2 separate regions of the Homo sapiens genome follow, and region 2 is linked to region 1. A link is a loop called in an ENCODE intact Hi-C map of the cell type or tissue named here. Cell type or tissue: gastrocnemius medialis. All regions are shown on one strand. Each heading gives the region's core, and the rest is flanking DNA. Links, peaks and the distances in the headings are about the cores only.

What was found. A loop is a pair of places that touch in the nucleus more often than their neighbours do. Peaks named below come from ENCODE experiments on the same cell type or tissue, not always from the same donor. Only the 100,000 strongest peaks of a DNase experiment are listed, where the experiment ranks them.
Region 2: it touches region 1 in a loop (2.6-fold over the local background); 2 of 110 quality-filtered maps call a loop at or near these places.

What each region holds. Positions count from the first base shown.
Region 1 is chr15:34,368,698-34,384,779 of GRCh38, reverse strand. GOLGA8A (golgin A8 family member A) reads left to right here. Exons shown (of 25, transcript NM_181077.5): 17 at 733-819; 18 at 927-1,034; 19 at 1,252-1,339; 20 at 1,727-1,983; 21 at 2,251-2,394; 22 at 2,529-2,629; 23 at 2,712-2,812; 24 at 2,924-3,079; 25 at 3,167-5,712. The coding sequence ends at 3,369. MIR1233-1 (microRNA 1233-1) reads left to right here and starts at 2,630; the gene lies at 2,630-2,711. It also overlaps the pseudogene ACTG1P15. RefSeq lists an enhancer at 15,025-15,084. In gastrocnemius medialis, for the core only: no CTCF peak of the experiment used is centred there; no DNase peak of the experiment used is centred there.
Region 2 is chr15:34,263,001-34,275,500 of GRCh38, reverse strand. It overlaps SLC12A6 (solute carrier family 12 member 6), which reads left to right. Exons shown (of 26, transcript NM_001365088.1): 3 at 112-156. Among named protein-coding and RNA genes, the nearest start is that of EMC4, 44 kb to the right of the region's middle. In gastrocnemius medialis, for the core only: no CTCF peak of the experiment used is centred there; a DNase peak (open chromatin) is centred at 3,800; H3K27ac peaks cover 243 bases.

The DNA.
Region 1 (16,082 bases), core at 5,307-13,306:
GTCCTAGGTGGGGTGTGGGGTATTGGGTACTTGTACTGTGAAGGTACAGAAGGGTACCTTTAGTATGTTCCCATTTCTGTAGAGAGAGGAAACGTGTGTGTGTGTGTGTGTGTGTGTACATAGTATGATAATATACATAAAACATGTCTGCAAGTGTTCGTAAACAACTCAGGAGAGAGCAGCAGGGTGGCTGGGAGATACTTCCCTTTGATACCTTCCGAGTTTTGGACTATGTGAATGTATCATCTTTTCAAAAAGTGAACAAAAGATTAATTTTCCCCTTCCTAACCGTGCCCCCACCCCCAGCAGAAAAATGGGCTTAGAGAATCTGATAGACCTGGGTGTTCAAATCCTAGCTCTGCCTAAGTGATCTTAGGCAAGCACTTAACCTCAAACACTCCATGTTTTTTCATCTACCCAAGAGAGGGCATCATAGTAACTGTCTCCTCTGGTGGTTGCGAGGATTAAATGGGATTGCTAGCAAGGTACCTGCTGAAGCACTCCACAAAGGTTCAAACAGTGGGAGTAATAACAATAGCAATATTATCTGATCTCTCTCCTTGTCCCTTCCAACTTCACTGAGTTTTTTTCAAAACCAGACCACGGGCTTGGAAATGCCTTGATCTTTACTGACCGAGTTGTATATTGAGCCTAGCCCTAGCCCTTTTAAGGGGCACTGTGTGGAATGGCCCAGGCTCCCCAGATCGAAACTTCTCACTCTTCACCATCCAGTTCTCGAGCCGCAGTAAAGCACTTCTCAAGCGGCAGTTAGAGCAGTCCATACGGGAGCAGATACTGCTGAAAGGACACGTGACACAGGTGAGGTTTTGCAGAGGGAGGGATGTGGAAGGAAGATGACCCCAGGTGGCCAGGAGCAGGTGAGGACCAGTGACGGCCCTTCCTAACTTGTGTGGCCATTCTTGCAGTTGAAGGAGTCGCTTAAAGAAGTCCAGCTGGAGAGAGATCAATATGCTGAACAAATAAAAGGAGAGAGGGCCCAGTGGCAGCAGAGGATGAGGAAAATGTCGCAGGAGGTGAGATCTGACCCTTCAGCCTCCCGCCCCACCCCCCCCCCACCAACAACTTAAGATAGGTCACTGGATCTTTCTGGGCCTCTTTAAAATGGGAATAGTGCAGCCAGAGGTGGTCCTGGGTCTGGGCTTTGTGGAGGTGGGGGCAGAGAGGGAGATGGGAGCCTGTCCAGCCACCAGCCCCTCTCTCCAGGGCCCTTTCCCCCTGTGCTTTGGGCAGGTTTGCACATTGAAGGAGGAGAAGAAGCATGATACGCATCGGGTAGAGGAGCTGGAGAGGAGCTTGTCCAGACTCAAAAACCAGATGGGTAAGATGGGGCTGGCATGACCTGGGAGCAGGACTGGCATCAGAGGGCTGTGGGGGTGGCTTAGAGTGCCCCAGGGAGGTGGGTGGATGGCAGGGCTTTGAGGCAGAGGGAAAGAGGTCTGTGCCAGGAGACAAGTCTTGTCATCTCCCTGAGCCTCAGTGTCCCCATGAGCAAAGAGGGCCCGTTGTCAGCCACCCGCAGTGCTCTCTATCTGAAAGTGGTTTGGAAGACTGGCTACCATCCGGGTGCGAGGGATCGTTAGCAGTGAAGCCAAGTTTGGGAGCCTGAGAGGAGCTGTGCGCCAACAGGAGGGTGTTTTGTTGTTTTTTCTGTTTTGATTTTTGTTTTGAGAATCCAGAGGCCCTTATGATCTGCTTCCTTTCTCAGCTGAGCCACTGCCCCCGGATGCCCCAGCAGTGTCCTCTGAGGTGGAGCTGCAAGACCTGAGGAAGGAGCTGGAGAGAGTGGCAGGAGAGCTCCAGGCTCAGGTGGAAAACAATCAGTGCATCAGTCTCCTGAACCGTGGGCAAAAGGAGAGGCTTCGCGAGCAGGAGGAGAGGCTTCAGGAGCAGCAGGAGAGGCTTCGGGAACGGGAGAAGAGGCTTCAGCAGCTGGCCGAGCCACAGAGCGACTTGGAGGAGCTGGTGGGTTGCCCCACCTGGGGAGCCTGCCCTCCTCCCTAGCCCTCCAGGCCTTTGTTTCCCCACCTGTAAAATGGGGCAGTGTAGCCCTCACATGAAATATTACTTCCAAAGGCACCTGTGAGCCAGAGCTTTGCTCTGGTGGCTGTGGGAGAGAGGAGAGTATTTTTCTAACTTGGCTCCACCCTTCCCGGTGCCATGGGAGGCAGACACCAAGTTCTGGGGTCTCCAGCTGCAGTGGGTGGCTGCTGATTGCTTCTCTCTGTCCAGAAGCACGAGAACAAGAGCGCACTGCAGTTGGAGCAGCAAGTAAAGGAGCTGCAGGAGAAGCTGGGCCAGGTGATGGAGACGCTCACCTCGGCCGAGAAGGAGCCAGAGGCAGCAGTCCCAGCCTCAGGGACTGGGGGCGAGTCTGTGAGTGGGGAGACCCTCCGGGCCCTGCAGGAAGTCATGGAGAAGCTGGAGGGGAGTGAGTCCTAGCATGGGCCAAGAAGGGCAGGGCTGGGGCAGGTCGCTGCTGAGATGTGACCCCATTATTTTGGCTCCAGAGCGGCCTTATGGACCTCCTGGAGGAGAAGGCGGACCTGAGGGAGCATGTGGAGAAACTGGAACTTGGATTCATCCAGTACCGGAGAGAGAGATGCCATCAGTGAGTGGGAGGCCAGGGCACGGCAGGGGGAGCTGCAGGGCTATGGGAGGGGCCCCAGCGTCTGAGCCCTGTCCTCCCGCAGGAAAGTACATCGCCTTCTAACAGAGCCAGGGGACAGTGCCAAAGATGCGTCACCGGGAGGAGGCCATCATCAGGCTGGCCCAGGACAAGGAGGAGAGGAAGGTAGGGTGTGCAACATCCCTGTGGGGGTGGGGGTGGGGTGGGGGTGTGGGTGGGGTGGGCATGAGGGTGGGCGCCAGCAGCGGCCTGACAGCTGAGCACCCGTCCCTTCAGGTGAAGCTGCTGGAGCTGCAGGAGATGGTGTTGCGGCTTGTGGCAGCTACAGCGAGGGGCACGGCAAATTCCTGGCCGCTGCCCGGAACCCTGCTGCTGAACCCAGTCCAGGAGCCCCAGCCCCCCAGGAGCTCGGGGCTGCCGACAAGCATGGTGGTGAGTAGAGCCCCCAGGCGGGGTGAGCAGGCAGGAGCGGGGGGCGGCTAGCACTCCACTCAGATCCCCGCCTCCCTCTCTCCAAAGATCTTTGTGAGGCGAGCCTCACCAACAGCGTGGAGCCTGCACAAGGAGAAGCCAGGGAGGGTTCTTCCCAGGACAACCCTACTGCACAGCCAGTCGTGCAGCTCCTTGGTGAGATGCAGGACCACCAGGAGCACCCAGGCTTGGGCAGCAACTGCTGTGTGCCATGCTTTTGCTGGGCTTGGCTGCCGAGAAGAAGGAGATAAACACCACCATCATCAAAGAGCTGCTCAAGAAATTTTTAAAAACGAAACAAAGTTATGGGGTTAATCTCCTACACAATTCATTTACTTCATTTGAATGTTAGAGCTACTCATGATTATTTGTGTTTCTAATTTATAGTTTAAGTTTATTTGTAAAAAGTTAAAAGAGAGTGGGTCTCTGTGGCTCTCACTGATGTTCACTCTGGCATCCTTCAGCATTTTTCTTTTTTCATTTCATAATTGTAGGTCATTAGCATGCATATCGAGTTTGCCCTTACGTGGTGGGAGTTCAAACACACAAAGACCCACTCTTTGCACAAAACTGTTCTCGCTGGTTTGGAATAGGCTCCCGTGCTTTTCTAATGTTATTGCAGCATGGATGTCCATTACAGAATTCAGATAAAATTTGCTAATGTTCTGCTATGATGTTTGATCTCATCTTAATCACAGTGAGCTCTTCTATAGCTCAATATGCGGTTTGCCCTCAAGTGTGCACTGTTTATTACTTTGTAATATGCCACTGTGAGTACTGACATTTAGAGCTGTTTAAAGGCCGAGAACTGGAAACAGCCTTTCCTCCATTTTCTGTGTATTGGTGATGGGAGTGATAACCTTTTGGGGGAGCTTTCTAAATCTCACAGAAGAGGAAAGTGGCCTGCTCTGGCAGGTATGTGCAGGATACAGTGTGTTTCATCTGTTCCGGTGCCAAGAATGAGCAGTGTACTGTGGCAGTTCCCTTTGGATTTGTATGTGCTCTGGGCTCATGAAGATATTGCATCGTGAGCTGCAGCAGTTGCACTCTTTTTCAGTGACCTAAAAAGGGCTTATTTCCGAGGAATGAAAGGCTGCCATCATTGGCTGTGGGTGTGAAAAACCTTTCCTAGCTTAGAGCATTTGTATCTACAATACATTTTAAAGTCAGAGTTCGTGTTCCCTGTTTTAATCACATGACTACCTGTCCCAGTACACGAAAGGGCGCTGGTTGGCATTCTTCTTAATGTATTTAGTGAAGATCATAAGAAATCCTTTAAGAGTTTAAATGTCTCTGAAACAGGCATACAGGCTCTAGTCAAGAATGAATTAGAGTGAAGGAAAGCTGTGTGACACCTGGCATTCCTCTCTGTTCATGGAGCTTCTTTGAGGCTTGAAGTTTGATTTTACTATCTAGACCTCTCTGGCTAATACCTATTCTTCAACCACCTCGGTTACTCTGACATAGGAATTTACTTCTTTTCCTTGAGTGGAAAACACTTTAGAAAGTAATAACAAACATTATTATAAACTAATATATGTGAGAGTACTTAGTTGAAACAAAAAGGAATTTTAGTAGACAGTATTATATTATCTTTGAAAATCAAGGAGAAGTTTATGCAACTTAAAATGTTTACACACTGTGGTGCAATCTACTGTTTGTGAATGTCTGTATTATCAGGAAACATGTCTATACGATCGCAGAGTTGTATTTCCTCACAAACTTCTTTACGAAGAGTGAAATACGTTTTTGTACCTCTCATTTTCAGTCAGGGACATACTTTGTGCAATATTTCTGTGATTGTGCCTATGCATGATGAATGAATGCATTTCAATCATACATTGCCTAAATCATAACTTGATGATGCTTGGGAAAGAATCAACAGTTAAAACTTCATGAAGTTCTAATGTCTGTGTTCCAAAACACATCACATTATTAGGTTGTAGGGAGATATGTAGGTGTGCTCCCTGGGGTGGGGAGTTTTCTAGTTACTAGACCATCTCCATTTTTAGCACTTGGCAGCCTCATGATCCTTTTATAAATGTGAGATTAACAGGAGAGCAGCAATACGATTTTGCCAATGGAATAACAGATTTGCCGGCATTCACTGAAAGAGGGCAGATATTGGGTCCTTGTAACTTCAACTGACTCTTCCAAATTGTATGAATTTATCAATGTATTACACAAATCCAGTTTCAGAATGATAAAAAATGTTAGACCAAATAATGCGGCTAATTAACAGTCGTATGATTTCTAGCCCATGGGTTTAAAACTGTATCTTAAAGAGTCATTTTAAAATAATATAAATATTAAAAAATGTAACTGCTATCTTAATGTTCTGAAATAAAACATTTTAAAATATAAATCCTGTAGTTTAAAAGGAAGAAATGGTGGGAAGGAAAAGTAGAGAAAGAAATGCCAATTCCAGGCCAAAGCGTTATTTGCCAAGTTTTCTTAGAATGAATTTTACCAATGTATGAGTTCTTGTTAACAGAATGTGTAACGGAAATACTGAAAGACTTTTGCTTAAAGTGGCATTATTGACTGCTGATGTGATGCTACTGTAATGCAATAAATTTTTAAATTGTTGCAAAGTGCTGTTTTTGCCTTAAAATTTTATTTTGCGTGTCTTGAAAACTATAGTATTAAAAGTATTGATATTGTGCAAATACTGGGCATGCTTGGCATGAGATAATCTGTTTCATTGTTACAAAAATGTAGTATAACTATGCAAGTGTTTATTGAAAGAACACAACATAAAAAAGGTATGGGATTAAAAAAGTTTTGGGGTGAAAAAGTTATCGGATAAAAATGTAAAAAAGTTGTGGCAAAAAGTAGAAAAAAGTTTTCTGAAAAGTTATCATGGAGCACGGTGGCTCAAGCCTGTAATCCCAGCACTTTGGGAGGCCGAGGTGGGCAGATCACCTGAGGTCAGGAGTTCGAGACCAGCCTGGCCAACAGAGTGAAACTCCGTCTCTACTAAAAATACAAAAATTAGCTGGGTGTGGTGGTGGGTGCCTGTAATTCCAGCTACTCAGGAGGCCGAGGCAGGAGAATTGCTTGAACCTGGGAGGTGGAGGTTGCAATGAGTCAAGAGTGCCACTGCACTCCAGCCTGGGTGACAAAAGCAAAAACTCCGTCTCAAAAAAGAAAAAAAAAAGTAAAGGAGTAAAGAATGGCTACTCCAAAGACAAAGCAGCGGCATCAGCTGCTCAACTGATTATACTTAGTTACTTCTTGATTATATGCTAAAAAGAAAAGTGGGGTACAATGATCTTCCAACCAGGAGTTTCAACATGTGGTCTCTGGGCAAGATGAAACAGCAGACAGTTGGCTCTGAGTAACAGAAAAGATAGAAAAGAGAAAGGAGAAAAGGGGAGAAAAGCATTGTCTGTGGCAGGGTACATAGCTCCGGGAGGCCAGAGAAAGACCCACCCATTGCAGCGACGCTGAATCAAAAGTTCAGGCACCTGCTTTTCAGTAATGAAGGGAGCTCTTCCAACAGTCCCATCAGCTCTCATCTTTCCCACTTTAGGGAGAAAAATGCTCCCACATCTGGTGATCCTGTACATGCCTAATCCTGTCACCCACAGCCATCAGCAAACAGTGCAAGGCAGATTAATCCAAAGAGAATAGCAGATAACATCCCATAATTCCAAATCCATTTTTAACCAAGAGGGACTTTACTGAGAGGGACCTCTAACCTGTAACCCCCTGAATCTTAGGAAGGGCTCTAACCTTCCTAAGTTGGGCCTCTAACCCAAGTTTGGTCAAGTGTCCTTGCCTTTTATTAAGGAGGCCTTTAACTCTGTCTTAGTAGGGACTCTAACCCTCCTAAGTTGGGCCTCTAACCCAATTCCATCCTTTACCCACGTTAAATGTACCCCTCCTCTTACTCAAAGTCGGCCAATTGGTATTGCTGTTTTCTTTGGGTCAGAGGTTTCCTCAATATTGTCCCTTCGTGGTTCAACCAGAAGACATTACCAGAAAGGGATCCTGATCCAGACCCCAAGAGAGGGCTTTTGGATCTCACCCAAGCAAGAATTCAGGGTGAGTCCATAGACTAAAGTGAAAGCAAGTTTATTAAGAAAGTAAAGGAATGAAGAATGGCTACTCCATAGACAGAGCAGCAGCATGGGCTGCTCAACTGATTATACTTATAGTTACTTCTTGATTATATGTTAAACAAGGGGTGGATTATAAGTTTTCTGGGGAAGAGGTGGGCAATTTGTGGAAATGAGGGTTCCTCCCGTTTTTAGACCATATAGGATAACTTCCTGACATTGCCATGGCATCTGTAAACTGTCATGTGCTGGTGAGTGTCTCTTTTAGCATGCTAATCCATTGTAATTAGTGTATAATGAGCAGTGAGGACAACCAGAGGTCACTTTTGTTGCCACCTTGGTTTTGGTGGGTTTTGTCCATCTTCTTTACCATACCCTTTTGTCAACAAGGTCTTTGTGACGTGTACCTTATGCTGACCTTCTATCTCATCCTGTGACCAAGAATACCTATCCACCTGGGAATGCAGCCCAGTAGTTGTTAGCCTTATTTTACCCAGCCCCTATTCAAGATGGAGTCACTCTGGTTCAAACTCCTCTGATAATACAATGAAGTAACAACCAGGGAAGGAGTGGCAAGAAGCAAGGACATTGCAGGACACACAAAAGATGAGGAAAACAAATGATAAAAGAATAGAGGTTATTGATGAAAAGGTCAAACTCTATAAAATATTTGAAGAGATTTATTCTGAGCCAGATATGAGTGACCAATGGCCCATGAGACAGCCGCAGTAGATCTAGAGAACATGTGCCCAGGATAGTTGGGCTACAGCTGGGTTTTATACATTTCAGGGAAACATAAGACATCACTCAATACATGTAAGATGTACATTGGTTCGGTCAGGAAAGGTGGGACAACTAGAGGGGGCGAGGGGTGGTTCCTTCCAGGTCATAGGTGGATTCAAAGATTTTCTAACTGACAATTGGTTGAAAGAAGTTTTTTGGAGTGTGTGTTTTTTAAGCTATCTTCTACCAAAAAGAGAAAGAGTTTATTATCTAAAGACCTGGAATCAGTACAAAGGAAGGTCTGGGTTAAGATAAGGGGTTGTGGAGATCAAGGCTTTATCATGCATATGAAACCTTCAGGTAGCAGGCCTCAGAGCTCTTATTGTCTCTCGTGTCCATATGAAGAGACCACCAAACAGGCTTTGTGTGAGCAACAAGGCTGTTTATTTCACCTGGGTGTAGGCGGGCTGAGTCCAAAAAAGTAGTCAGCAAAGGGTGGTGGATTATCATTAGTTCTTACAGGTTTTGGGATAGGCGGTGGAGTTAGGAGCAATGTTTTGCGGGCAGGGGTGGATCTCACAAAGTACATTCTTAAGGGTGGGGAGAATTACAAAGAACCTTCTCAAGGGTGGGGGAGACTACAAAGTACATTGATCAGTTAGGGTGGGGCAGAAACAAATCACAATGATGGAATGTCATCAGTTAAGGCTATTTTCACTTCTTTCGTGGATCTTCAGTTGCTTCAGGCCATCTGGATGTATACGTGCAGGTCACTGGGGATATGATGGCTTAGCTTGGGCTCACAGGCCTGACATTTATCAGACCCAAAAAGGTGTCAGACTCAGTTAATTCCTTCCTGGATCAGGAAAGAATCAAGGATTCTCTATAGAATATACATTTTCCCAATGAGAGAAAGCTTTGCAGGACCATTTCAAAATATATCAAAGAAGGCTGGGCATGGTAGCTCTTGTCTGTAATCCCAGCATTTTGGGAGGCCAAGGTGGGTGGATCACTTGAGGCCAGGAGTTCAAGACCAGCCTCGCAAACAGGGCAAAACCTCATCTCTACTAAAAATACAAAAATTAGTTGGGCATGGTGATACACGCCTGTAATCCCAGCTACTTGGGAAACTAAAGTACTAGAATTGCTTGAACTCAGGAGGCAGAGGTGGCAATGAGCCAAGATCACATCACTGCACTCCAGCCTGGGTAACAGACTCTGTATCAAAAAATATACACACACACACACACACACACACACACACATTATATAATATATAATATATATATATATATATATATATATATATCTCTGAAAGAAATATATTTTGGGGCTGGGCACGGTGGCTTATGCCTGTAATCCCAGTACTTTGGGAGGCCAAAGTGGGCAGATCATGAGGTCAGGAGATCAAGGCCATCCTGGCCAACATGGTGAAACCCCATCTCTACTAAAAATACAAAAATTAGCTGGGCGTGGTGGTGTGTGCTTGTAATCCCAGCTACTTGGTCGGCTGAGGCAGGAAAATAGCTTGAACCATGGAGTCAGAGGTTGCAGTGAGCTGAGATCGCACCACTGCACTCCGAACTGGCAACAGAGTGAGACTTCATCTCAAAAAAATAACAAAATATATATAATAATAATATATATGTAAGAAATCAAAGTGTTTTACATATATGTATATATATATATATTCGATTTATTTTAGTCAGGCTGGAATTTGGTGTCTTATTGCTACAGGAAGTCTGTTTTATTCTTAAGATCTCTATTTTAATGTTAATGCTGGTCACCCATGCCTGCATTCCAAAGACAGGAGAGTGTAAATAAGTCATGCCCCATCTCCTGCATCTCATCATGGTCTGAACTAGTTTTTCAGGTTAATTTTGGAATGCCCTTGGCTGAGAGGATAGGTCTATTCAGTTGATTGGGAAGCCTAGAATATTATTTTTGGTTTACAAAATCCCACACCAGGCACACTGCCTAAGAATTTTTCATCAGCTTCATAGAGATAAAGAATTGAAAATTAGTATCAAAACTTTCTCTGTATATCGTTGAGGGTTAGGTGTATGTGATTGTGTTTAATTTAATTATAGTATTAAATTATTACTCCATAGGTTTGAGTCCTAAGTTTAATAACTCTTTCTGATATGGTTAATTTATGTTAAAATATTAGACCAAGACTGTATCTGCCCCAAGCACAGACCCTCACGCTCGACACTCCTCCACCAGTCCAAACTTGGTGCCAGCTCCCCATGAATGATGATATCTTCACACTTGCAGTGACAATGCCCCCCAGGGTATCTTGCCTTCCATCACGGGGTGCCCACGGAACCAGTACATGACAGCAGGCATGGCTCAGAAGGACTCTTATGTGGGTGACAAGGCCCAGAGCAAGAAAGGCATCCTGATCCTGAAATACCACATCCAGCACAGCATCATCACCAACTAGGACGACATGGAGATCTGGAACCACACCTTCTACAACAAGCTGCACATGGCTCCTGAGGAACATCCCATGCTGCTGACTGAGGCTCTTCTGAACCCCAAGGCCAACTGCGAGAAGATGACCCAGATCATGTTTGAGACCTTCAACACCCCTGCCATATATGTGCCATCCATGCTGTGCTGTTGCTGTATGCCTCTGGTTGTACCACTGGCATTGCGATGGACTCCAGTGATGGGGTCACCCACACTACCAAACTACAAGGGGTACACCCTCCCCAGTGCCATCCTATGTCTGGACCTGGCTGGCTGGGACCTGACTGACTACTTCACGAAGATCCTCACCGAGCGTGGCTACAGCTTCACCACCACGGCCCAGCAGGAAATCATGCGTGACATCAAGAAGAAGCTGCGCTACATTGCCCTGGACTTCAAGTAGGAGATGGCCACCATGTCCTCCAGCTTCTCCCTGGAGAAGAGCTACAAGCTGCTCCAGAGCCAGGTCATCGACATCTGCAACAAGTAGTTCCACTGCCCTGGCCTCTCCTCCAGCCTTCCTTCCTGGGCATGGAACCCGTGACATCCATGAAACTACCTTCAACTCCATCATGAAGTGTGACGTGGACATCCATAAAGGCCTGTACGCCAATGCAGTGCTGTCCAGCGGCACCACCATGTACCCTGGCATCGCCCAACAGGATGCAAAAGGAGATCACTGCCCTGGCTCCCAGCATGATGAAGATCAAGATTATTGCTCCTGCTGAGTGCAAATACTCCATGTGTATCATTGGCTCCATCCTGGCCTCGCTGTCCACCTTCCAGCAGATGTGGATCAGCAGGCAGGAATACGAGTCCCACTTCTCTCGCCCCCATCTTCTACTGCAAATGCTTCTAAGCAGACTGTTACTTAGTTGTGTTATACCCTTTCTTAACAAAAACCTAACTTGCATAGAAAACAAGATGAGATTGGCATGGCTTTATTTGTTTTTTGGGGAGTGTTTGTTTGTTTGATTGGTTTCGGGTTCTGTTTTGGTTTGGGGTTTCTTTTTTTTTTGGTTTTTTTTTTTTTGGCTTGATGATTCAGGATTTACAAACTGGAACAGTGAAAGTGACAACAGTCTGTTGGAATGAGCATCCCCCAAAGTTCTACAATGTGGCCAAGAACTTGGATTGTACATAGTTATTTTTAATTTTTATTTTATTTATTTATTTTGAGACAGGGCCTCACTCTGAGGGTCTCACTCTGTCACCAAGGCTGTAGTGCAGTGGCCCAATCACAGCTCGCTGCAACCTCAACCTCCAGGGCTCAGGTGATCCTCCCACCTCAGCTTCCCAAATAACTGGGACTACAGTGCACACCACCGTGCCTTGCTAATTTTTCTATCTTTTGTAGAAAAGGGGTCTCACTATGTTGCCCAGGCTGGTCTGAAACTCCTGGGCTCAGGTGATGTGTCTGCCTCAGCCTTACAAAATGCTAGGATTACAGGCATGAGCCACGACGCCAGGCCTGTTCTTTTTTTTTTAATAGTCATTGCAAATATCATGAAATGTATTGTTACAGGAAGTTCCTTTGCCCTCCCAAAAGCCACTCCACTTCTATCTAAGGAAAATGGCCCAGTCCTCTCCTAAGTCCACACAGGGGAGGTGATAGCATTGCTTTCATGCAAATTACATAATGCAAAATGTTTTAAATCTTAGCCTTAATAACTTTGTATTTTGTTTTTGTTTTGTTTTTACTCTTTTTTGAGACAGGGTCTCACTCTGTCACCCAGGCTGGAATGCAGTGAGGCGATCTCAGCTCACTGCAACCTCCAGCTCCCCAGCTCAAGTAATCCTCCCACCTTAGCCTCCCGAGTAGCTGAGACCACAGAAGTGCACCACCCTGCTTGGCTAGTTTTTTGTATTTTTGGTAAAGATGGGTTTTCACCATATTGCCTATGCTGGTCTCAAATTCCTGAGCTCAAGTGATCAGCCTGCCTTGGCCTCCCAAAGTGCTGGGATTACAGGCATGAGCCACTGCGTCTGGCCTATTTTGTTTTATTTTGAATGAGCCATTGTGGCCACACTTTTTGTCCCTAAACTTGAGGTGTATGAAGGCTTTTGGTCTCCCTGGGATTGGATGGAGGTGTGAAAGTAGCAAGGGGTTACCTGTACACTGACTTGAGACCAGTTCAATAAAAGTGCACATTAAAAAAATACAATATTAAAGTCATAAAAGTAAAATTATGTGTAACTATGCATGTATGAATTGCCTTAATTGAAAAAAAATGAAATTATAAAATTATTGGAACTATCTTGGAAAACACAAGATGTACAGAAACCTGCCCTCCTTTAAATAAGAGATAAAAGAAAGCTATGGAATCGTCTCTAAGAACCTTTAAGAAATTGTCTTAATCTTCTCAGGCTGCTGTAATAAGATGCCATCAACTGGGTGGCTTAAACAACAGAAATTTATTTATCACAGTTCTAGGGGCTGGGAAGTCCAAGATCAAGATGCCTGCAGATTCGTTGTCTGGTGAGAGCCAACTTTCTGATATGTAGACAGCTGTCTTCTCACTGTGTGCTCACATGTCGTTTCCTCCATATGTACTCATGGAAAGAAAGATCTCTTTCTTTCTTTCTTTCTCTCTCTCTCTCTCTCTCTCCCTCCCTCCCTCTCTCCCTCTCTCCCTCTCCCTCTCTCTCTTCTTTTAAGGGCACTAATCCCATCATAAGGGTCCTACCCTCATGATCTAATCTAGACCCAATTATCTCCCAAAGACTCCACCTTCAAATAGCCATCACATTGGGGTCTAGGGCTTCAACATATGAACTGGGGGAAGAGAGACACAAACATTCAGTTCATAACAGAAATAAATCTTGTCCTAGTGTGGTGGCTCACACCTGTAATCCTAGCACTTTGGGAGGCTGAGGCAGAAGGACTGCTTGAGACCAGGAGTTCCAGACCAGTCTGGTCAACATAGTGAGACCCTATCTCTATTAAAAAGAAATGAAAATAAGATTAATAAAATTAAAAATTTAAAAAGGACGGGCCACCAGTAGTGGCTCACACCTGTAATCCCAGCACTTTGGGAGGCTGAGGCAGAATGATTGCTTGAGCCCAGGAGTTTAAGACGAACAAAGCAAGACCCTGCCTCTATTTAAAAGAAGAAGGAGGAGGAGAAGGAGGTGGGGGGAGGAGAAGGAGATGGGAGGGGGAGGAGAGGGGGAGAAGGAGAAGGAAGAGGAGATGGGGGAAGAGGAGTAGGAGAGGTAGGAAGTGGGGGAAGAGAAGGAGGAGGAAGGGAAGGGGAGAAGAGGAAGAGGAGGAGGGGAGGAGGGGAGGAGAGGGAGGATGAGGAGGAGGAAGAGGAGGAGGGGAGGAGAGGGAGGATGAGGAGGAGAAGAGGAGGAAAAGGAGGAGGAGAGAAAGGAGAGAGGGGACGGAGAGGAGGAGGAGGAGAAGAAGAAAAGACGGAAGAAGGAAGAAGAGGAGGGAGGGGGAGGGGGAGGAGGAGAAGGGAAGTGAGGAAGGAGAGGAGGGGAGGAGAGGGAGGATGAGGAGAAGAGGAGGAAAAGGAGGAGGGGGAAAGGAGGAGGGAGGGGATGAAGAGGAGGAGGAGAAGAAAGAAGGAAGAAGGAAGAAGAGGGAGGGGGAAGGGGAGGAGGAGAAGGGAAAGGAGGAGGAAGAAGGGGAGGAGGAGGTGAAGGAGGAAGAGAAGAAGAAAAAGAAGAAAAGAATGCTGAGAATGCTGACTGCCTTCTTTGAGGCTATAAAACATGGGAGGTTGGGAGGGAGTCTAGACAGAAGTAACTTCTGGCTTCTGTCTGGTTCCCCCTTCCAACAGAAGATTAATGGTATCCAATAATCCAGAATTCCATTGATATGTCATTGTCTCCAGTACTCCCAGGTAATGGTGACTGATACAGATACAGGGGTCAGGTGGAGGAGAAACCTGTCTAGCCTGGTGGATATTTTCAAGGGAGTGACAGATGCTACCAGAGATGATCAATTTCTCAACGTTATTCTTTACAACTGGGTTGCCCCTTCTCAGACTGCCTGCAGAAAGGCCATCATAATAGTTTGGTGAGGGGCTAGAAAAAGGGGAAATGTGGATGCTTTCATGACTCATTCATAGAAATGAACTTCTTAGTTCATCCTGGATGACTGACACCGGCAAATATTTGATTATCAAAACTCTACCCCTGTAGTTGGGTTTTCATAGTATTTATTGCTCTTGAAGAGCACCAAAAATTTTCATTCTGAATTTGATGTATTTTGAGATGACTGTTCAGAAAGCCTGCAAAGCTGTCTTTTGTGGGGGAGATCTGCATCTGCAGAGAATCTGCATCGATGCAGAAAGGCTTTCTCTGGTGCTCTCCCTTGTCCAGATTTAGGAAAGATTAACTGAGAGTCTGACATCTTAAAAGGTCTAACAGAAACCTTTACCACCTATTCCTTCTAAAGGCTACTGTCTGTGAGATTTCATTTGTTCACCAAGACCGTCTTTGCTGGCCAGGCCTCTTCTTCTCCCCCTCCCATAACCTGTCTTGCCACCATAACCTGTTTTGCCCAGATGCAAGCTCTCATTCTTTCTGTAACCTCAAGGTGGTATAAAAGCAACCATTGGGCATTTCTTTGAGTTTTTATATTTTGTATGACTCCCACACACATGCGTGCATCAAATAAAATTTGTAGGAGACCGGACCCAGTGGCTCACACCTGTAATCCCAGCACTTTGGGAGGCCGAGGCGGGCGGATCACCTGAGGTCAGGAGTTCAAGACCAGCCTGCCTAACATGGCGAAACTCTGTCTCTACTAGAAATACCAAAAAAAAAAAAAAAAAATTAGCCAGGCATGGCGACGTGCACCTGCAGTCCCAGCTACTCAGGAGGCTGAGGCAGGAGAATCGCGTGACCCGGGAAGTGGAGGTTGCAGTGAGCTGAGATCGTGCCACTGCACTCCAGCCTGAGCGACAGAGCGAGACTCCGTCTCAAAAAAAAAAAAAAAAAAAAAAATGCGTAGGCCTCTTTTCCCTTTAATCTATGTAATCAGTTTGTTTTATAGACTCAAATTATCAAACATTCAAGGGAAAAATTTAAACTTCCCTACACTCTCATCTTTCCCTGTCTCCCACCTTATGAACATTATCTTAGTCCTTAAACCTCCTTCTAGGCTGGGCGTGGTGGCTCACGCCTGTAATCCCAGCACTTTGGCAGAGGCAAGTGGATCACCTGAGGTCATGAGTTCGAAACCAGCCTGGCCAACATGGTGAAACCCCATCTCTACTAAAAATACAAAAAAAAAAAAAAAAAAAATTAGCCAGGCATGGTGGCAGGCACCTGTAATCCCAGCTGCTCAGGTGGCTGAGGCAGGAGAATCGCTTGACCCGGGAGGCGGAGGATACAGTGAACCGAGATTGTGCCATTGCACTCCAGCCTGTGCAACAAAAGTGAAACTCCATCTCAAAAAGAAAAAAAAAAAACCGCCAGGTGCGGTGGCTCACGCCTGTAATCCCAGCACTTTGGGAGGCTGAGGCGAGTGGATCATGAGGTGAGGAGTTCGAGACCAGCCTAACCAATATGATGAAACCCCGTCTCTACTAAAAATACAAAAATTAGCCGGGTGTGGTGGTGCCCGCCTATAATCCTAGCTACTCAGGAGGCTGAGGCAGGAGAATTGCTTGGAGCCGGGAGACGGAGGTTGCAGCGAGCTGAGATCACGCCATTGCACTCCAGCCTGGGCAACAGAGCAAGAG
Region 2 (12,500 bases), core at 1-8,000, 100 kb after region 1:
TTTTAAATTTTTTTGCTTATTTCCTTGGTTGACTTTTGTTGCTGATTTTAAAGAAATTATTTGTTTTGATCATTCATTTTTTTCTTTTCTTTTCAATTGTTTGTTTTTCAGACCTGAGTCAGAACTCCATCACAGGGGAACACAGCCAACTGTTAGGTATAGTATTACTGTGGGGATTGACTTTATCCAAAGTCACCCTTAACTCATTTATCCTAACAGACATTACTCCCTTCTCTGATTCTATTTTCTATCCCCTCCTTTTCTACTTCCCACCCAACAACTTTTTTCCTGCTGTTTCTATTCCCAACTTGCCAAGTTTTAGGAAACTACTTCTATAATTGATTACTAAGACTCAGTTAAATTAAAAAGTAATTTTGCATGGTTTATGGTTAAAAAAAATCTAAGAACTAGAATTTTTTAAAGATAATTTGGAAAAGAAGATATTATAATAGCTTTGTAATATCTGACTTTGCAGCTAATTTTCCCTTTTTATTACTTTTCTTGGCCTTTTGATCCCCTTTTTAATTATTGAAAGTACTTCATAAACAGTATGTCCTTAAGCAGTCCTTAGAATTTGGTGTTCCAGTTCCTTATCTATGAAACAAATTATGGAAATGAATTTACTTCCTCTGGGTACCACTTCTTTAAAGTAAGTGCATAATTTGACAAGAATTTCTCTTTTTTTTTTTGAGACAGTGTCTCGCTCTGTCACCAGGCTGGAGTGCAGTGGTGCGATCTCCACTCACTGCAAGCTCCGCCTCCCAGGTTCATGCCATTCTCCTGCCTCAGCCTCCCAAGTAGCTGGGACTACAGGCGCCCGCCACCACACCCAGCTAATTTTTGTATTTTTAGTACAGACAGGGTTTCACCATGTCGGCCAGGATGGTCTCCATCTCCTGACCTCGTGATCCGCCCACCTCTGCCTCCCAAAATGCTGGGATTACAGGTGTGAGCCACTGCACCCGGCCTTGACAGGAATTTCACAAGACCTCAGGACTGATAAATTTTCAAAGTGTAAAAAGAAACATACCCTGATGAGGCATTCAGCTCAAACAAAAGGCATATATAAAGAAAGTAAAAGTATCTCTTCTTCTTACCACCTCATTTCCACCTCTTAAAAGTACTTGCTGTTGACAGTTTCTTGGGAATTCTTCTAGAAATTTTTAATTATAAATTTTTGTATTATATATGACTATCTTTTCCTTTTTATATCAATGGTGTTATAGTAAATGGACTGTTCTATTATACAGACTGCTTCTTTTTACTTAACATTTTACCTTGGACATCTTAGTACATAAAGTTCTGCTTCATTCCTTTGTTTGTGATGGAAGAGTATTTCATTGTGCTCCTGCACTATAATTTTATTCAGCCAGTTTCCTACTCATGAGCATGTATTTCCAAGTGTGTTACTGTTGTAAGTTGTGTTGCAATGAATATCTTATACTTATATCCAGTATATAAGATAGATATATCAGTCTTAATGCCAGTATATTTGTAGGGTAAATTCCTAACAGTGGAATTCCTTACTCAAAAGATATGTACATGTTTAAAAAGATACATCAGCTTAAACTCTCACCAGTATGGAGTAATGCTTGACTCTCTATAATAAAAAAAAAAACAGGTATTATTAATCTTAAAATAGTTTCTTTACCTAATAGGTGAAAATGGCATCTCTAGTTTTTTATTTATACTTCCTTCAGTGTAAGTGAGGTTAAGTAATTTTTAGTATATTATTTGGTATTTAACACTTGTGTGTCTATGTATGCTTTGATTTGAGGCTTATTTTGATCCCTGCTGAGCTTTTAGCTGTTTAAATATGTGTAAAGCAGCTATGGAAAAATAAGCTATCAAAAAGTCCAAAGTAGGGAAAGTAAAAACTTCAGAGGATTAGTTGAAGAAACTGGGATACTCCTTTTTCGTTCTTTCTATATTAAAGACTTAGGATAGTCCTTGGGTTAATGAGAAGAGTTTATGAGACCATAGCCCTCATTCCTTTAGTGAGTTTATATGCTGAAACAGTACCTGACATCCTAGGCACTCAGTATATATTTGTTAAGTAAATGGTTTGACATAAATATACAAATCTGATCACCAAGGTCCTGACCGTGTGATGTTAGAGGTTTTTTGTTTTTTTGGTTTTTGGTTTTTTTGAGATGGAGTCTTGATCTGTCACCCAGGCTGGAGTGCGGTGGCACGATCTTGGCTCACTGCAACCTCCACCTCTCAGATTCAAGCAGTTCTCTGGCCTCAGCCTCCTGAGTAGCTGGGACTACAGGTGCACGCCACAGCGCCTGGCTCATTTTTGTATTTTTAGTAGAGTCAAGGTTTCGCCCTATTGGTCAGGCTGGTCTCGAACTACTGACCTCAGGTGACCCACCCACTGTGGCCTCTCAAAGTGCTGGGATTACAGGCATGAGCCACCACTCCCGGCCACTTTTTTATACTTTTATATTGGATAGTTTCTATACATTGCTCAAAATTAGTCTTCTGTATATAAAAATTTTATATTTGGATCAGGAACGATTAAACTTTCATTGAAAAATTTTGCCAGACCATGAAAAGAACATCTTTCCTCTAAACTATGAAAGTGTTTCTGTCCCTGATACATACATGACAGGCAGAGATGTTTGAGAATAGTTCATTATCAGGAACACATGTACAATGGAGGCAGCTTAGCTAGTGAAATGGACAGTCAAAAGTTGATACAGTTCTAGTATTACTAAGCTGGATTTTGTTCCCAGCTAATCACCTGCAGTAAAGGATACCTGGGGAACTGTAGGCAAAAATAAGTAACTTTGATTATGAAGGAAGAGTTATCTTAGTCATTATTAGCCAAAAAATTCTAATAGTATTTGCAAAGAGACTGCTTCAAACATTAATCTCATTTGGCAGCCTACAGTTGCATTCAATTTTTAGCCAACCTGAGGATTCATCCAGTCTTCTGGCCAGATTATCAGGTATGTCCATCCTGCCAGCCTGAGTTCTCTCTCCTAGATTCATGGAGTCAGATCATATTTTCCTTTTTTCTCATGCTCTGAAGAACTATCCTCTTCTGTCTTCTGTCTTAAGTATCTTTGTTTTAGCTGTAGCCTCAAAACCTTTAAAAGTCTGGTTTAATTAAAAGAAATTCATGAGTTTGCAAAAGACTGAAAGATTTTTTTTGTTGTATTTTCTAACCATCTGATAAGTTACTCAGAAAAGGCATTATAAGGTTGAATGAAAATCTTCCAACCAGGCGCCGTGGTTCACCACGCCTGTAATCCCAGCACTTTGGGAGGCCAAAGCAAGTGGATCGCAAGGTCAGGAGTTCGAGACCAGCCTAGCCAAGATGGTGAAACCCCATGTCTACTTAAAAAAAATTGGCCGGGCATGGTGGCGGGTGCCTGTAGTCCCAGCTACTTGGGAGGCTGAGGCAGGAGAATCGCTTGAACCAGGAGGTGGAGGTTGCAGTGAGCCAAGATCGCACCACTGCATTCTAGCCTGGGCGGCAGAGTGAGACTCTGTCTCAAAAAAAACAAAAACAAAAAAAGAAAAAGAAAAAAAAAGAAAATCTTCCCAGCTCTCCCTAAAAACCTTGTTTAGGATAATTTGGCCTGGTAGGTGAAAAACTGGTTCAATTGCCTTGCCTGCTTAATTGAATTTGTAATAACATCTTTCAGACCTTTGCTGTTGAATTGGATATATAAAAGCCCTTTCCAGTCCTTCTAAATGTTTTTACTGTCAACAGGGCACAGTTATTTTAATGTATCTACTGTTCCCACTGACTCATCGGGTCTCTTGCAAAACTCAGGGTCAGGCTGAGGAGATATACGGGAGGGTGAAACTGCTGTTGTAATAATCAAGCTGTACACCTGTGATTTATGAACTTTTCTGTGTGTGTGTGTGTGTGTGTGTGTGTAGCTTTGCACTTAAAAAAATTTTTAGAAAGCTAGCAAGCAAACAAGCCATGGGTCCTGGCATTATTAAAAGTTTTATCAGGCATCCAAGGAAAAATAATTCGAGTCTTCTGCAGTCAGTCTCTCATAAGGAATAGAAAACCAAGTAACTACTACCTCAGTTTTGAGGCTTTTGCAACCTTGATAACCAAAACTTAAGAATGGCAACATGAGATTAAAAAAAAAAAAAAGTATAGGCCAACCTTACTTAGGAACATATCTACAATCCTGAACGAAATATTTGCAATCTGAATCGGGCAACATATTTTTTTAAATTATCCCCTCATCAAGTTGAGTTTCTGCTAGAAATCCATGGTTGGTTTAATATTGAAAGTTAATTTATATAATTCACTATGTTAACAAATTAAAAGAAAAATATTGTATAATAATCTTAATAGAGGTTGAAAAAGCATTTGATTTGAAACATACCTGATATGGTTTGGCTGTGTCTCCCCCCACTCATCTTGACTTGTAATTCCCATAATCCTCACGTTTTGTGGGAGGTAACAATCATGGGGGCGGTTTCCTCTATGTTCTTATGATTGTGAGTGAGTCTCATGAGATCTGATGGTTTTATAAGCATCACGCATTTCCCCTCCTTGCACTCATTCTCTCTCCTGCTGCCCTGTGAAGAGGGGCCTTCCACCATGATTATAAGTTTCCTGAGGCTTCCCTAGCCATGCTGAACTTGGAGTCAATTAAACCTCTTTTCTCTCTCTCTTTTTTTTTTTTTTGTTTTTTGTTTTGTTTTGTTTTGTTTTTTGAGATGGAATCTTGCTCTGTCACCCAGGCTGGAGTACAGTGGCATGATCTCGGCTTACTGCAACCTCCATCTCCCAGGTTCAAGTGATTCTCCTTCCTCAGCCTCCCAAGTGGCTGGGATTACAGGGACCCACCATCACACCTGGCTAATTTTTGTATTTTCAGTGGAGACGGGGTTTCACCATGTTGTCCAGTCTAGTCTCAAACTCCAAGCCTCAAGTGATCCGCCTGTCTCGTCCTCCCAAAGTGCTGGGATTAGAGGTGTGAGCCATTGTGCTCAGCCAAACCTCTTTTCTTTATAAATTACCCAGTCTTGGGTATTTCTTCATAGCAGCATGAGGAAGGGCTAATACAGTAAAAACCCAGTATTTAAGTTTATGAGTTCATAATGATAATTTAAAAAATGAGCCAGGCACAATGGCACACGCCTGTAGTCCCAGCACTTTAGGAGGCTGAGGAGGGAGGTAGGAGGATTACTTGAGGCCAGGGGTTCAAGATCAGACTGGGCAACATTGCAAGAACCCATCTCTACAAAAAAGCAAAAAATAATTAGCCTGGCATGGTGGCACACACCTGTAGTCCTAGCTACTCTGGAGGCTACAGTAAGCTGTGATGGTGCCACTGTACTCCGCGACAGAGTGATACCCTGTCTCTAAAACAAAACAAAACCCACAACTAACTGGTCACCATTGGAGTATTTAGTGAACCAATTATTCTGAGAACTGGTCAGTAAAGGGAAAGAATTATTCGTCCTGTTTTTAACTGAACCACTTGGTAATCAAATAGTAGATTAAAGGAAATGTCTCTTTTTATAGAGGTATTCTAGCTAATAAATGAAGGAACAATAATAGAATGAGAATATTACCATTTGGTGACCTCTCATAAATTAATGGAGCTAGGCATTACTCATCAACAATTGCTAATATCTCAAAAGGAAAGACAACCAGATGACAATGACATGTACCTCCTGGCAGTTCATAATACCACTGTGAAGTAGTTTTCCTCCCTACCCTCCTAGAAGTACTGAATGTGATTAAGCTTTTAGATTCAACTACCAATTTATAGGAATTACAAAAAAAAAAAGAGCATGTTAAACAGCATCACATGGATGCCATGATCAAAACCCAGACCATCAGAAACTCTCCAGGACAAATGACATGGTTTCCTTAACACATCAATGGCAAAACAAAGTATAAAATCAAAAACATGTAGCATTTGGGATAACCTTTCAGATTCACATAGTCACATAGTACAAACCCAAACCTGTGCCAAGGGAAATTAGGTACACCTACTGCTCTCTTGCCTAACTCAGACTAGCAAAGGCCATTTGACAAGATCAGGAAGCTAAAGGAGTAACTTGAGATTTATCTAGGGCCCAAATTATAGTATAAGTGGTAATTGACAAATGCAACATTATAGAAGTAATAACATCACAACAGTAAAGTGTTTATATAAAGAGTAAGACCTTTGGTATACCTTTTTTCTGTTTACAAAAAAAAAATATGCCATGAAAAACAGAAATCTGAAATATTTAGTAGAATTATCCTATCAGTTTTCATTTGAATTATGCAGTGAAACACCAGTAAGTTTCCCAAAAATGTCAGCATTATTTAGATAGTAAAATGAGAAAAAAGAAACATAATAGTGTCTGGGCGCAGTGGCTCACACCTGTAATCCCAGCAGTTTGGGAGGCTGAGGTGGGTGGATCACCTGAGGTCAGGAGTTCAAGACCAGCCTGGCCAACATGGCAAAACCCCATGTCTACTAAAAATACAAAAAATTAGCCAGGCATGGTGGCAGGCGCCTATAATTCCAGCTACTCGGGAGGCTGAGGTAGGAGAATTGCTTGAACCCTGGAGGCGGAGGTCGCAGTCTGCTGAGATTGTGCCACTGCACTGCAGACTGGGCAACAGAGCAAGACTCCGTCTCAAAAAAAAAAAGAAAGAAAGAAAAAAAGAAACATAATAGTAATCTGACAGGTGATGTAATGCAAACCATTACTGAGGCCAGTCTCAGTGGGGATCCTTCAAAGGAGTCATTTTAGGATTCTGAATAATCCTAAAAGAGCCCTGGAATATGGATTTGGTTCTTAGTTCCTGCAGAGTAAAGATTATTTGCTACTCAGAAACTAGAAGTTCCATTCCATCTGGTATTTCTTGGGGTCACAACAGTGACCTAAACTTTTGAAGGCTGAACTCTAAAGCAGCATGGTTTCCCACCAAGATATTCAAGCCAAAAATTAATCCTTGCCTTTCAATATAATCACTTCTAATTTCATGCCTTTTGGTATAACCACACTTGATGAATGCTTCATTTCTTGCCTTGGAAAGCCTTGACCTTTCATGACTGTCCACAAGCCATGATTGACCAGGAACTCTTTGGGAGCCTCCCATTGCACAACACTACCACAAGTAGACCATGAGTAGGACATTATTGGTTGGAGGCATCATTGGTCTCATAAAATGTAGACAAAAATCTCCAGGGATATTCTTCTACCTTTCTAAAAAAAGTAAGCAAGCAAATGGAAGGTGGGCCAGAAACAGCCAGGATCCAGACTGTCTGATGATAATAAGACAAGGCAAGCCAGAGCTGCTAGGAGGTGGCTTGGACAGCAGGTAGCAGAATGGGACAGGATTGTCTCATGCCAGATTTTTGTAACAGCATCATTGTAAGGTTATTGAATAGCAGAGAGGTAGTATGTTGAACTCTTACTTCCATAACCCTCAAGAGAAATGACATGGTCCTGAGTCTGGGATACAAAATTCTATTAAATGTTTAAATCAGTAGAGGATGCAGTTAGGAAGATGAGCAAACTCCTCAGGAATAAAAGACTGTTTAAAGAGAAGGAAAATAAATGGAAATTCTAGAAAAGAAAAAATATATATAGATATAAAAAAGAAATTAAACAGTAGCTTAGTAGTAGGTAAATAGCGTAAACAAAAAGAACTACACCTAGATACATCTTAATGAAACTGCAGAAAATCTAAGAAAAGATCTTGAAAGCAGCCAGAGAGAAAGGACAGTTCATCAAAGGAACAACAGAATGACAGAAGAATTCTCAGTACCAAAACACAAAGTTACAAGCCAGAAAACACAAATAAGTGTACACAAAAATTTTGTAGAGACAAGGTCTCACAATGTTGCTCATGCTAGTCTCAAACTCCTGCCCTCAAGCAGTCCTCCTGCCATGGCCTCCCAAAGAGCTGGGATTACAGGAGAGGGCTGCTGCGCCCAGCCTGGAGACATCTCTGACAGTCACTACTGGAGGTGCTACTGGCATCTAATGAGTAGAGGCCAGGGATGCTCTTAAATATTCTACAGTGCACAGGACAGTCCCTCACAGTAATTATTTGCTCCAAAATTCCATAGTGCTGAGTTTGAGAAACCTAAAGGAATTCTAAGGAATATACCTCAAGAAAGAATAAAATGATCCTAGAAGACTAGTAGTCTGAAATGTAAGAAAGAGTAGTGAATAAATGAACTAGTAAACTTGTACATCGACTCAAATCAGTGTTGTCTCAATAAAACAACTCTAATATCTTATTTATGGAGTTTTTTTTTTTTTTAAAAAGAGACTACTGGGAACGTTGGACACCAATATTAGGTAAGTCAGGAGGAGAAAATTGGAATTGAAGTATTAGAAAGTCTTCGTGTTGTTCAGGAGGATGTCAAGCAATTGTTTAAACTTATTTAACAATTTAAGATATATAGTAAAATTTCAAGGGTAATTGCTGAAAGAACAGAAATAGAGAATGGAAACTAGAGGGGAAAATGTCATTAAGGAAAAACAAACCAGAAAATCCAAAGAGTGGGAGAGATAGAGGATGAGAATGAGTCATAGAGAAAAAACAAATAAAAAGATGTTAGAACCCTGTCTAAATATATTAATCACTAAGGTTGATGGACTAAACTTGGCAGTTGAAAAGACAGATTGTCAGACTTTTAAAAATCCAACCCAAACAAATAGATGATAAACTGTGTTGTTTAAAATGCCAATAAATTTGGAGGTAATTTGTTGAGCAAAATAATAATAATAACTAAACAATAGATGTATGTCTAAAATTGTTGTGCCAGCCAGGCCCGGTGGCTCACACCTGTAATCCCAGCACTTTGGGAGGTTGAGGCAGGCTGATGGCTTGAGTCTAGGAATACGAGGCAACATAGCAAAACCTCATCTCTACAAAAAATCCAAAAATTAGCTCTTCATGGTGGCATAAGCCTGTAGTCCTAGCTACTTGGGAGGCTGAGGTGGGAGGATCTCTTGGGCCCAGGAGGCTGAGGCTGCAGTGAGCTGTGATCGCACCACTGTACTCCAGCCTGGGCGTAAGAGTGAGACCCTGTCTCAAAAAATAATAATAATGATAAATAAAATTGGCATGACTTCTTGGTGGATTAAACCTTTTGTTATTATGTGGTATAAACAAAACTGTCATGCCTTCTTGGTGGATTAAACCTTTTGTTATTATGTGGTTACCTTCTAATACCTAATAAAATGTTTCTCATAAATTTATCTGATACTAATAAAATTATATCAGCTTTCTTTTGGTTAGTATTTGCCTGATATATCTCTTTCCTTAATGTTTTCTTAATGTTCAGCTTTTGTATGTCCTTATATCTCTTATAAATAGTATATGTCTAGATTTTATTGTTTAATCCAGTCTGTCAATCTTTGTCTTAGTCTATTTACATTACTGGTTTTATTGATATGCTTGGACCATTGTGCCATCCTAAATTATTTGTCCCACTTTTTCTGCTTCTTTATAATCTCTTCTTAAAAAAAAAAAAAAAAAAAAAAGCTTTCTGTATTACCCCTGCTTCCCAAATGAACTATTAGCACACTCTCACATTACTCTCTCCTTTGGAAAATCTATCCATTAACTAACTTACGTGGTCTGGCTCCTTTCTGTCTTTCTAAATATGCTCTCCTTTCCTCACTGTCCTTTAGCTATATTGTCCTTTCTGCTTTATGAATTCACTTGAATTGGTTCTGCTTTAGGATCTTTTAAAATTGCTGTGTTCCCTCTGCCTGAAATGTAGGCTTTTCCTTACTATCCTATGCCAGGAGTGTGCTGCAGCCAGCTTATACCAGCTCACAAGAGCCAGTTAATGCAAATCTCTTCCCAAAACCAGGTTCATTGTCTTCACATTAGTAGTTTGAAAATGGCCATGTGTGAGTATTTATACCACAGAAATTGTCAAGTACTGTAAGTCGGATTTGTTTTAATTCTTTAGAGGCTGTTATCAGCACACCAATGATCTTACATGAAGTCGTCATTCCCCTCCCTAGTCACAGTCTCTCCCAGTACCTATTTGATTTTCTTCCTTGAACTTACCACTTCTTGAAATTCTTTTTGGGTTTTTTTGTTTTTATTTTGTCTTTTTTGTTTGTTTTTTTTTTTTTAATTGCTGTTGTTGTTTTTACTTACTTTCTGTCTTCTGTAACTTCAGTATATGCACAGTAAAGGCAGGGTCTTTAACTGCCATGTCCACTGCTATATCTCTAGGACCCAGAACAGTATCCAGTACATCCTAGGAATTTAATAAATATTAGTTGAATAAATGAATTACTCAGAAGTGGTGATAATTTTAAGCTATACTCTTTTTTTTGAGACGGAGTCTCGCTCTGTCGCCCAGGCTGGAGTGCAGTGGCACGATCTCGGCTCACTGCAAGCTCCGCCTCCTGGGTTTATGCCATTCTCCTGCCTCAGCCTCCCAAGTAGCTGGGACTACAGGCGGCTGCCACCACGCCCGGCTAATTTTTTGTATTTTTTAGTAGAGACAGGGTTTCACCGTGTTAGCCAGGATGGTCTCAATCTCCTGACCTCGTGATTCGCCCGCCTCGGCCTCCTAAAGTGTTGGGATTACAGGCATGAGCCACTGCACCCAGCCTAAGCTATACTCTTTAGAATTTTCTGGAGCCATTAAGAAGAGGAAAAGAATTACATTTTTCTATTTATAACTTTTTGTTACTGAAAATATCAAAGGTACAGAAAAGTAGAATAGCATAATGAACTTTTATGAATGCATCACCCAGCTTCATCAATGTTACAAATCTGTTTTGAAGACCCTACCTAATTTTTCCCTAAACTGTTTTAAAGAAAATTCCAGACATCATATGATTTTACTTGCCCTTTTTAAAAAAAAGAGTGATATATTTTCTCTTATTTTTTGTTTCAAAAATGCCTTTTTACCTTTGATGTGTTGAGTCAGGATCCTAACAATGTTCATTTGCAATTAGTTGATATGTCTTTTAAGTCTCTTTTATCTATAAAAGTTCACCTTTTAAGTTTATGCCATTTATTTGCTGAAGAAGTCAGATCATCTTGTAAAATTTCTCACATTCTGAATTTGGTGATTAGATCCTTCTAATGTTTAACATATTCCTCCTTTGTGTTTTCCTTGAACTGATAGTTAGATTTCGAGGCTTGATTAGATTCAACTTCCATTCTTTTGGAAAGAATACATCATAGCTTGTACAGTGTATTTTTCATTGTATTACAGGAGATTGTGTTGTCATACCTTCAGAGATGTTAAAGCTGATAAGCAGGCTCCAGATCAGCCTGATCCATCCATTGTAAAGTTTTGCCTCAGCCTTTCACCTAATGGTTTTAACAACCATTGATTATCGTTGCCTAAATCTGTTATTTTATTAGTGATTTTTTTCTGTCATTCCATCTATCATTAATTAGCTGGAATGCTTCTATAAGGAAGAAATTTTCTTTTAATTATTGGTTACCCTGAAATACAGTTGGCACAAGAAAGGCAAGATGATTGCTTACTTCTTTCCATTTTTTTTTTTCTATTTATTAATGTCATTTTTCAGAGTCATGTGTTGTTTCCTTAACCCCGCAAAGGTGACTTTTTCAGAATATCATTTTGAGTATTTCATAAATTTGCATTTCAATCCATCACATTATTTATTTTTAATGTTTGTATTATTCCATTTTGGGGCATTGGGAACCCCTTCAGTTTGGCTCTGTGCCCTTTGATGTGACCCAGTAATTTTGATAGTTTATTGACTGTTTCTCAAGCCCATCCTTATACATTTAAGCTTATAGGGTTTTTAATTCTTTAATTTTTATATTGGTATTTATTTCCCCAGTATTGAAAATCTTGGCTTTTAATAGCATTTATGTTTTTTTTTCTCTTCTCTCCTTCCAGACTCTGTAATTATATAACTTTTGCATAATAATGAAACAAAGTTAAGGAAGTGCTCAAATAAAGTTTGCTGTCTTATGGGCCTGGTCTCCTTTTTTTCCTCATAGCTCTTTCACCGAATTTTTGTCAGATGCCTCTTTTAACATTAAAAAAAAATGTGGAAGGGTTTGTACAAAAATAATAGTTAAATGACATAATTTTTTTTCTTTTTTCAACTCCCCCACAAACCTGCCCCGAGACAGGGTCTCACCCTGTTGCCCAGGCTGGAGTGCAGTGGATCAGTCACAGCTTACTTGCAGTCTTGAACTCCTGGGCTCAAGGAATCCTCCTGCCTGAATAGCTAGAACTATAAGCATGCACCACCATGCCCTGCTAATTTTTTAATTTTTTTTGTTGAGGCAGGGTCTCAATGTTGCCCAGGCTGGTCCAGAACTCCTGGACTCTAGCAGTCTCCCACCTGGGCCTCCCAAAGTTCTAGGATTACAGGCATGAGCCACCATGCCTGCCCTATTTTTTTTCAACTTTTATTTTGGATTTAGAGGGTACATGTACAGGTTTGTTACATGTGTATATTGCATGATGCTGAGGATTGGGGTATGGGTAATCCTTTCACCCAAGTAGGAAGCATAGTGACACAGGATTTTT